Linked DNA regions of Homo sapiens: region 1 is linked to region 2. A link is a contact called in ENCODE Hi-C or POLR2A ChIA-PET data. All regions are on one chromosome and are shown on one strand. The core of a region is the stretch at or near the end of the contact, and the rest is flanking DNA. Distances in the headings are between cores, read along the strand shown.

Region 1 (5,267 bases), core at 910-3,409, 65 kb after region 2:
ATATGCAGATTCCTTAAAGAACTAAAAGTAGAACTACCATTCAATCCAGTAATCCCACTACTGAGTATCTACCCAAAGGAAAAGAAGTCATATAAAAAAGACACATGTACATGTATGTTTATAGCAGCACAATTAGCAAATGCAAGAATATGGAACCAATCTAAGTGCCCATCGACCGAGTTGATAATAAAAATATGGTATATATGTATATGCCATGGAATACTACTGAGCTATAAAAAGGAACAATAATAATGTCTTTTGCGGCAACTTGGATAGAGCTGGAGGTCATTATTGTAAGTGAAGTAACTCAGGAATGGAAAACCCAATATTGTATGTTTTCACTTACAAGTGGAACTTAGCTATAAGGATGCAAAGGCATAAGAGTGATTAATGGGCCGGGCGCGGTGGCTCCGCCTGTAATCCCAGCACTTTGGGAGGCCGAGGCGGGCGGATCACGAGGTCAGGAGATCGAGACCATCCCGGCTAAAACGGTGAAACCCCGTCTCTACTAAAAATACAAAAAATTAGCCGGGCGTAGTGGCGGGCGCCTGTAGTCCCAGCTACTTGGGAGGCTGAGGCAGGAGAATGGCGTGAACCCGGGAGGCGGAGCTTGCAGTGAGCAGAGATCCCGCCACTGCACTCCAGCCTGGGCGACAGAACGAGACTCCGTCTCAAAAAAAAAAAAAAAAAAAAAAAAAGAGTGATTAATGGACTTTGGGGGCTCGATGGGGGAGGTTTGGAGGGGTTAAGGGATAAGAGAATATTGGGTACAGTATAAACTGCTTGGGTGACAGGCACACTAAAATTTCAGAAATTAGCACTAAAGAACTTACCCATTTAACCAAAAACCATCTGTACCCCCAAAAACTATTGAAATTAAAAAAAAATTGTGATTGATGTGGTTTCGCTGCATCCTCGCCCAAATCTCATTTGTATTTTAGCCCCAATAATCCCCACATGTCATGGAAGGGACCTGGTGGCAGGTAATTGAATCATGGAGGTGGGTCTTTCTCGTGCTGTTCTCGTGATAGTGAATAAATCTCACAAGATCTGATGGTTTTATAAAGGGGAGTTCCCCTGCACATGCCCTCTTTGCCTGCTGCCAGGTAAGATGTGTCTTTGCTCCTCTTTGCCTTCTGCCATGATTGTGAGGCCTCTTCAACCATGTGAACTGTGAGTCAATTAACTCTTCCCTTTATAAATTACCCAGTCTTGGGGGTGTCTTTATTAGCAGCGTGAGAACAGACTAATAAAATGATACCTGTACTAGAATCCACTTGAAGAAAGGGAAGCACAAATTGATCACCAAGGTGTGACATAGGAAAGCATAGTTTGATGGTCCATCAAACACTATTGATAGGAAAAAGTGAGAACTAAGAATTGAGCATTCAATTTAGCAATATAAATATTATTGTGACTAGGATGAACAATAGTTTCAGCAGAGTGTTTAAAGTAAAATCTTGGTTAGTGGGTTTGTAGCTGAAAGAGAGGAAATTGGAGACAGCAATTACAGACACTTGAAATTTTTATCAGGGAAGATTTCAAGCATATAAAAATATGAATTAACAAAAAATGAAACCCATCACCCACATTCAATTGTTTTTAACTGATAGCCAATGTTGTTCATCTACTTCCCCACTCCCTCTGTCCCTACCTTACCAGATTATTTTGAAGATACTCTGAAAAAATAATTTAACTTCATTCATAAAAATTTAGACTTCTGCTTTAAGGCTCTTGCATTTTTTCTTTTTCTATAAAAGGAGCAAAAAAACAGATGGTAATTTGCAGGTGGAAGTGAGGTTAAGAGAAGATATTTGTAAACCACTTTTGGATCCCTGGGTTCAGATGTGGACTAGCAAGAGAGTTGGATTTAACCAGGGTTTTGGTTTTGCCATGTATAAAACACTGTGAGGTTCAAGGGTGTATGCAAAGGAATGATTACTATCCTTTGATAATTGACTATGTGACCATAAGCATTTTAGCTGGGTAAGGAGTGGAGTGATGACATAAAGTGGGTGAAATACACTGACAAGGTGATAGAATCATAGCTTAGAGGTCAAGGTGGAGTAATAAAGTGGTGGTGGTCAAAGAGCACAAGTTAGTCAGAGAAGCGGGTTTACAGGAAATAAGCCAGAGAATGTTCATCAACGTGTATATTAACCCATTTCCTGTTTAGAAAAAAAAAGTGTGGCTTGCTGCCAGCACTCACTGAATTTTACGTAAACACACTCTTTGAGGCTGAAGCAAATCTGACTGATTTTTCAATGTGAAAATAAAATATAAAAATTCTTCATGGAGTTATTTCTAAACAGAACTTGTCTCTAATCCTAATGTAACAGAAATGTATATGATATTACATTAGGATTAGAGACAAGAGAACAAGAATATTCTTGGGGCAAACAGGAAATGGGTTAAGGAATTAGACTAGAGTAGATTTATAGATAAGGAGACTAAGCTCAAGAGCGAAAATCATAGAGAAATGAGTTGAATTACAGAATGGGAGTGGCTGGTGTCTTTTAGAAAGGAGGGAGTATATTCTGAACATAGCAATGAGGATCAAGAAAAAATTAGCCCATGACCAGAGAGAGCTGTGAGAGTATAAATAAACAGTGCCCACCTAAGAAGACTGTAAGATAAGCAGGAGGGAGAGCTGTAATTCCATTAGAGCAATGAAAAGAGATTTTCCTTGGCCACTGCGTGACGCTTTTTTAACATGTTTTTTTCCCTCAACCATAAACAATTGCAGGCACAGTTGTGAGCATGGGCAAATTCAGGTTTTATGTGACCTGAAACTTACTTAGTTTGGAGGACTTTCTTTAAGGAAAGACTGTAAAATTTTTATTTTCCCAGATTTTACCAACAAAAAAGTGCAATTATGCAAACCCATTATCCACTTACCTTCCAATAGCCCACTCGAAAGGGGCTATTGGGAAACAATTCTCTATGGATATTTTCACCTTTCTGCATGATCCAGGCTTTCTGAGCAAACAATATGGTCAAACTTGATTAAATAATTATTAAGTGGTAAACATGCCTTGGAAGCCAGAAATTGTGTATTAATCTGGAAATATTTATCCCTTGGATAAATCCCACTTGATCATGCTAAATGATCTTTTTAATGTGTTGTTGAATTTGGTTTGCTAGCATTTTGTTGAGGATTTTTACAACTATGTTCACCAGAAATATTGGCCTAACACTCTTTTTTTCTGTGTCTTTGTCCAATTTTGGTATCAAGGTAATGCTGACCTTGTAGAAAGAGTTTGGAAGTATTACCACTTCTCCCATTTTTTTTGGAAGAGTTTGAGTTTTTTCTTTAAAAGTTTGACAGAATTAAGCATTGATGCAATCAGGTCCTAGGCTTTTCTTTAATGGGAGACTTTTTATTACAGCTTTGATCTCATTACTTGTTTGTTCAAGTTATTTTTTTCTTTATGATTCAATCTTAGTAAGTTGTATGTGTTCAGTAATTTATCAATGTCTTTTAGATTTTCCAAAAGAAACTTGTGGTTTCTTTTGGAAAAAGTTGTCCATAATTGTTTTTAATGATTCTTTGTATTTCTGTGGTCTCATTTGTTAACTCTCCCTTTTTGTTTCTGATTTTATTTACATGGGTCTTTTCTCTTTTGTTCTTAGTTTAGGTAAAGGTTTGTTAATTTATTTTTTCAAAAAAACCTTTTTGTTGATATTTTGTATTTTTTACTCTCAATTTCATTTACTTCTGCTCTGATCTTTATTATTTCTTTCTTTCTACTAAATTTGGTTTTGTTTTGTTCTCTTTTCTAGCTCCCTGAGGTGCATCATTAGGTTGTTAATTTGAAGTTCAAAGATAATATAGAAATACAGTGGTCATTGTAAGAAAGTTTTAACCTAGACAAAACTGTTCATTTATGAAGTGGATTGGAAAAGAAGAAATTCTGAATTCCTCAAGAACAATGGAATGTAGATTTTGATTATCATGCAGAGCCTTACAAGAGACTCAATAAATCAAAATATGCCTCTCTTAAAGACTTCTGGCCAGAAGCAGTGGCTCACACCTGTAATCCTAGCACTTTGTGAGGCTGAAGAGGGCAGATGGCTTGAGCTCAGGAGTTTGAGACCAGCCTGGACAACATAGGGAAACCTCATCTCTATTAAAAATAAACATAATAATAACAATTAGCCAGGCATGGTGGCACAAGCCTGCAGTCCCAACTACTCAGGAGGCTGAGGTGGGAGTGTTGGAGTAGGTAGTTAGGCAGACATGAACATCAGAAGAAAAGCCCATCCCCCACCAGTAATGTCAGGCAACCATTAGGTGATGGTCAGGTAGTTGTTAAGCAGTCTTTTTAAAATAATAATTGGTTGCAGTCAGTGCCAGAGAAAGGCAGTCTCCCAATATATGGAAAACACTTGAAGCCGGTGGCCAACAGCTTCCCAATAAGGAGCTGAGCAAGCAGTCTCAAGCATGCACTAAGAGGCAAAATGGCAGAGTTTAACTGGTGTATGACCAGTTCCTCTAGGAACACTTGACTGGCAAGGGAAAAACGCCTCAAGTGAGCATGCACACAACTTCAGTAAATACACTGTGCATGTGGCCGCTCACAAGTGCTGGCAGGCCACTGTGCATGTGGATGGCCCACCCCAAGGAAAAATCAAGAGTGGAGAGACACAAAACTCCAGAAGCATGCCAACATATAAAACCCCAAGTCAAAGGTCAAACAGGGCACTTGGATTTCTCAGGTTGCCAACTTGGCCCTCTTCCAAGTTACTTTACTTTCTTTCATTCCTGCTCTAAGAGTTTTTAATAAACTCTTACTTCTGCTCAAAAACTTGCCTTGGTCTCTCACTCTCGCTTATGCCCCTCAGACAAATTCTTTCCTTTGAAGAGGCAAGAAACAAGTTCTTGCAGACCCATACAGATTCACTGCTGCTAACATACTTTGATGCCACATGGCTTGGATACGTTCCCCAGTGGTAAGAAATCTCTATGCCTCTCCTTCTTTGGCTGGAGAAGAAGGAGATCTGTACACAGTTTTCTTCTCCCCTTTCACTCTCCTGCCTTCCAACCAATTCCCAGAACTATTACTCTCAGCCACAGTGGCTCTGCACCCGCTGGCTGATCTCTCAGCTTACCCTGACCGGTGGCTTACAGGGGTAGGAAGGACCTTGGAGTCCACACCATGTAGACCTGAAATACTAATGGCCCTCCTAGACAGGAGGCTCATGAGAGTGGTAGGGCTAAAGCCTAACACTGTGCAATGTCTGCAATTTCCTCTGCTTTTTCAAAT
Region 2 (5,330 bases), core at 1,214-3,713:
GGGTCTCTACTAAAATACAAAGAAAAGAATTAGCTGGCCGTGGTGGCGGGTGCCTGTAATCCCAGCTAATCAGGAGGCTGAGCCAGAGAACTGCTTGAACCCGTGAGGCAGAGGTTGCAGTGAGCCAAGATCGCACTAATGCATTCCAGCGTGGGCGACAGAGTGAGACTCCATCTCAAAAAAAAAAAAAAAAATGATGTAATGGACTTTGGGGCCTCTGGGGGAAGTGGGAGAGGAGAATCAGGGATAAAAGACTACACATTGGGTATAGTGTACATTTCTTGGGTGACAGGTGCATCAGAATCCCAGAAATCACTACTAAAGAACTTATATACATCACAATAAACCACTTGCTCCCCAAAAACTATTGAAATGAAAAAAAAAAAAAAGCCTGGTAATAATGGTTTCCCTTGGGAAGGGACAGTGGTTTTCCTTGTACTATTTAAGTTTTGTACCATGTACAAATACGTGTTCCAAAAGCAGTGTTACTTCTATTCATTTTAGGAGTTAATATGAAAGTCCTGACATTAAATCTGTTTAGGCTGGTGATCTAATATTGCTAGTTCCTTGGTGAGGGTTGTGGTACTTTCACTACCACATCCGTCTGTTTAGTAGTTCAGTGATTACACGAGGTAAGAAAATGAAATCATCTTAAACTCAGACCTGGACCTTGACCCTGTATTTGATATTTTTTGCTGCCTTAAGATAGTGTTAGCTGTTCTTGAAGGAATGCAAAATGCTGGTTCAGGTGGCTGACATATATTCATAGCCTCCATTTCTTCCTCCTCCTCATAAGCATGGTACCTATCTCCCAAAGTGCCAGAGTGACAGTGAGGACTTGTCAAGAGCCATTCATCTCTAGAAGCACTGTGAACTTTAGCCAAGCATATGGTTCAGTTATTCAGGATCTTTAAAGACATTATTGAACCAGCGGGAGTGGGCTTGTTATGTCTTAACTTTAGGGGGGAAAAGGGGGTGGGGTAGAGATTTAGGCTTTTGCATTTATAACATATACTTTTTAGGGAAAAGTGTTAATTAAGCATAATTTTATTTTCAGCATTTATAAGATAAACATGATGTAGCATCAACTGTTCATTGTCCATAGCTTGCTAAATTTTGAGTTGCCAAGACTCTTGTGAAAATTCTGTTTCCCATTGCAGTGGCATAGTGTAAGTTATTTTTTAAGGAAATAGGTTAATTTGTTTATGTGATGAACACATGTGCAGGTGAGACTTTGCCCAGATTGGAGACTTTGACTTTGAGTCACTCCACTTTATTTATATAGTATCCCAGGAAGGTTAGCCAAATATGTGTAGAAGCTGCCAGTATTAATGATTGTTAGAAGACCAGCTTAGTGCATACAGTGTTTACAGCGCACCTGGCATGCTTCTATGCTTGTATATACCTTAGTTCATTTAATCTTCCTCATACAATTGAATTATGCGATATCATTATTCTCAATTTACACTTGAGAAAACTAAGGCATACAGAGATGATTTTTCAACAGTGCTTCAGTAAGTTAACAGTTAAGTTGAAAAGACTTTTTTTTAATTAAAAGGGAATATTGAATAAGCTAAGAAAAAATGAAGGTAATTAATAACTTGAAGATTAGATGTGCAGTATTAAATAAAACACTGGAGAAAAGGATCGAACTTTTCAATGATGTTTCTAAAAATCCATGCCTAGCCTTGCCACTAAAGGAATTCCAAGATGTTTATCCCTGTGAACAGAAAAACAATCAGCACAACTCTGTGGAAAGGCAATAGGCAAAAGAGAAATCACTTTCTAACCAGCAAAAGCTTTTACAGAAGTCTTCAGATTCTGTATTTTTAAAAGTAATGAGAATTAACTTTTCAGAAGCCTGGAAATAGAACTCAACACACCTGTTTGAGAAGATAAGCGACGAGAGGCACCTTAGCTTAGCCTGCGAGGTTAAAAGTTAAGACTCCAGTCTGTATTCTCAAACCAGCTTAGTCTCTTAAAGTTGTTAAGAAGCAAATGAGATTAAAGCATATAAACAAATGCCTGGCGAGTAGAAAGAGCTCAGTGCTTGCTTGTGTAGCTATTAGTTTCTACATGCAAAGGGCTGGGGAAACAGGATTATGTGAATGAGAAAGGGTCCAGGAAACACCCTTCTGTGGTCCTCTAGGTTTTTTCTGAGAGCCTGGCAGATAGTAGGCATTTATTATAGTGACAAATCATCTTTAAGAAATCAACTTGGTAAACATTGGGGGGAAGTGCAGCCTTAAGTTGTGCATGTGCTAGTATGTTTTGAAGTTTCTGGTTTTTCTTTTCTAGGTTCTTATAGAGACTGCTAAGAAGCTAGGACTCCGGTGCCACTCAAAGGGGACAATGGTCACAATCGAGGGACCTCGTTTTAGCTCCCGGGCAGAAAGCTTCATGTTCCGCACCTGGGGGGCGGATGTTATCAACATGACCACAGTTCCAGAGGTGGTTCTTGCTAAGGAGGCTGGAATTTGTTACGCAAGTATCGCCATGGCGACAGATTATGACTGCTGGAAGGAGCACGAGGAAGCAGTAGGTGGAATTCTTTTCTAAGCACATATAGCATGGGTTTCTGGGTGCCAATAGGGTGTCTTAACTGTTTGTTTCTATTACGTTAGTTTCAGAAAGTGCCTTTCTACAAGGTTTTGAAGTTGTTAATATTTTCTGTAGTTCCATTGGAAGGTAAGAACAAAGATCAAAGGAAAGAAAGAGACACTTTTACCCAAGGATCAGTAGTGAAAATAGTACATTGTAGGCAGGTAGATGTGTTGAGAATCATACTAAGACTTGGGCCTTATTTTCAGGATAAAGGTGTATTTTGATTGCCAATTTCTGCTGCTATGCTACTGTTTTTTGTTTTCAAGAAGGAAAAAAATCTATTAACCCTTTCCTCATGAGAGGGCTGTATGTTCACATCCATCTATTTAACGTACCGTGGCTGGATACTCTGTTCAGCATAGAAATGTGACAACAAACAGAGAAGTCCTTAAGGAGCCGACATTCTGTCGGATGGAGATAGAAGTTAAGCAAACCAATATAAGAAAGCTAACGGTTATAAAGAAATAGAATGGTGAGGTACAAGGGTACACTAGGTCAACTGAATAGAGTTGACCAGACCAAATATTTGAAGTATGAGAAGCCTTCCTGTTTTAAGTGTGATGGGCAAGAAGGGCATGATTGAGTAGAGTGGAAAGGAGGGAGACTGGGGAGAAGGGAGAGAGAGGAGGGATGCAATACAGTAGGGCCAGGCCATACAGACCATGGTAAGGGTTTCAGATGGAAGGACAGTGAGGGGTTCAGGCAGGGAAGGCAGCAGGATCCAGCTGGAATTTGAGGACACTGGAACAATGAGGTCAGCTTCCAAAACAAAACAAAACAAAACTTTAAACATCTGTGTAAGTACAGGGTGGAATATAATGAATTCCAGGTACCCATCACTTAGGTTCCACAATTAGCCATGGCCAATCTTGTGTGATAGGTATGTCCCTACCTATTTCTCCCCTGCCCTCATTGTGAAGTAAATATTTTCCTAAAAGGTCTTTTTAAAATTAAGTTATAACCATGCCATCATTGTACAAAAATAATGATATTAATTTCTTAATATAATCAAATATTCAGACTATTCCTTTTTCCTTCAGTCTCATAATTTTTAACAATTTGATCAAATCAGAATCCCTTACAATCCATATGTTGTATTTTAATGATTACCTCTTGTCTCTTTTAATCTAATTTTCACCTCTTTCTCTTTTTATTCCTTGTGTTACTTGAATAAACTAGATCGTTCGTCCTGTCATTTATCTCATTTTAAGATAAAGGGACGACAAAACTGCAGTCACTTTTGAAGTAAGGAAAACATTTAGGGGTGACTTTCTGAGCACATTTAGGGTAAGTGACATCTCCAAAGAGGCCTAATATTGTACCACCGTTTTAGAGAGTTTGTTTTACTATCTAATGTGTACAGTGTTTTGGGTCATAGATGAACACAGGTTCTTTGTTTTTCATGAATTCCTTATGATGACTCTTCAGTGTAATAAACTGTTTGCTTAGTACTAGGATGCCTTTTATGTAAGAGATTCGCAAATTATTACATTAAGTCACAACATAATATCTTATTTGGCAGCTTTGGTAACCTAAGGAACAACTCAGCCTCGTAATGTCAAGAAGCTGCTTCCAATTAATAGGAAACTCCAGCCCCTGCCACACCCTGAGAGCGGTTTGCTTCCTGCCTGTGGCTTTCTGCTCAGTCTAATAACATATGTCTCCTCCTTTGTAGAACCAGCAGTGATTTCCTTTAGTAGCCAAATGAGGTTGGGGAAATAGTCAGCTGGAGCTACTTTATTGAAAAGCAGAGAAATTAAGCTCTGTAAGTGGAAAGGCTTGAAGACAGTGTTAAATGCTACAAGGAAGGCCCACAGAAAGATGGCATTATTTCAGCCAATCGTGTGTTGCAGCCTGGCATGGCAAAAAGGATTTGGAGTTCTCTAAACCCATCTTCAGATTTGAGTTGCTCCATTTGCTTGTCACATTGGGCGAGTTATTTCACTTGTTTACTCTTCTGTAGAATGAAGCCAGGGCTCTGGGTGAGGAGTGGAGGTTGTTTAGTCATTGTTTAGTCAGTTAGACCTTGAAAGATTACTGGAAGAATTAAACCAAATGAGATATGTAAAAAAGCTAGTATAATGCTGGCTTGTAAGAGGGTGGTCATCAGATGGTGGCTCTGATGGAGTGGGGGGCCTGAGAGGTGGGTAGTATCAGGGAAAAGCATTTAAACTGCACCTTGAAGAGAGGGTTTATTTTGGGAAGGTCAGTAGGAAGGACATTTTGGGTGAAGCCCAACAGCTGGAACAAAGAGAAGGGAGGTCAGTGTCTATACAGAAATAACCAGTCACAGGAAAAATATATAAGGAAATGAGTAAATACAAGGCAAATTTCTTGGATGCTTCATGTCTGCATTCAAAGACTCAGCTTAAAACATATCATTTACATGTGCCTGGCAGATACCCAGCCTGTCACTGCTTTGTGTTCCCATAGTAGTGCAAACTCCCCTCTGCTACAGTGTTCATCATTTTTTCCTATACACATCTTGGTGTTTGTGGGTGGGATCTGGACTATGCTTAAGGAAATAGAAAGATGTAATCCTTGTGTCCCTGAATGCTGGATTTCTTCGAAGCATAGGAAGGCATGTCAAGTACTCTATCTCTGATGGTAATTTTGTGTTCACTTTCTTCAACTTTTTCTTATGAAGCTATTTTAGTCATATACAGAAGTAGCTAATAGCACGAGCTTCCATGAATTCAGCATCTAGCTTCAACCATTATATTAAC

What was found. A loop is a pair of places that touch in the nucleus more often than their neighbours do. ChIA-PET counts read pairs that join two places held with the same protein, here RNA polymerase II (POLR2A). Pooled maps may share reads with other maps.
Region 1: a map of CD4-positive, alpha-beta memory T cell shows a loop between it and region 2 (4-fold over the local background). The contact joins two enhancer-like sites. A Hi-C loop is called at or near these places in 6 of 168 maps with a recorded cell type or tissue (B cell, CD4-positive, alpha-beta memory T cell, GM12878 and 3 more), 1 of 37 single-sample maps with no recorded cell type and 6 of 50 pooled maps. POLR2A ChIA-PET finds 5 or more read pairs at or near these places in 1 of 52 experiments (activated T-cell).

What each region holds. Positions count from the first base shown.
Region 1 is chr9:21,917,677-21,922,943 of GRCh38, forward strand. It overlaps a transcript of MTAP not described here. Among named protein-coding and RNA genes, the nearest start is that of CDKN2A-AS1, 47 kb to the right of the region's middle. Within about 2 kb of position 2,160, at least 4 of the 41 ENCODE cell types and tissues checked have a DNase peak (open chromatin) inside an H3K27ac peak, as active enhancers do.
Region 2 is chr9:21,852,333-21,857,662 of GRCh38, forward strand. It overlaps MTAP (methylthioadenosine phosphorylase), which reads left to right. Exons shown (of 8, transcript NM_002451.4): 6 at 2,299-2,538. Among named protein-coding and RNA genes, the nearest start is that of MTAP, 52 kb to the left of the region's middle. Within about 2 kb of position 2,464, at least 4 of the 41 ENCODE cell types and tissues checked have a DNase peak (open chromatin) inside an H3K27ac peak, as active enhancers do.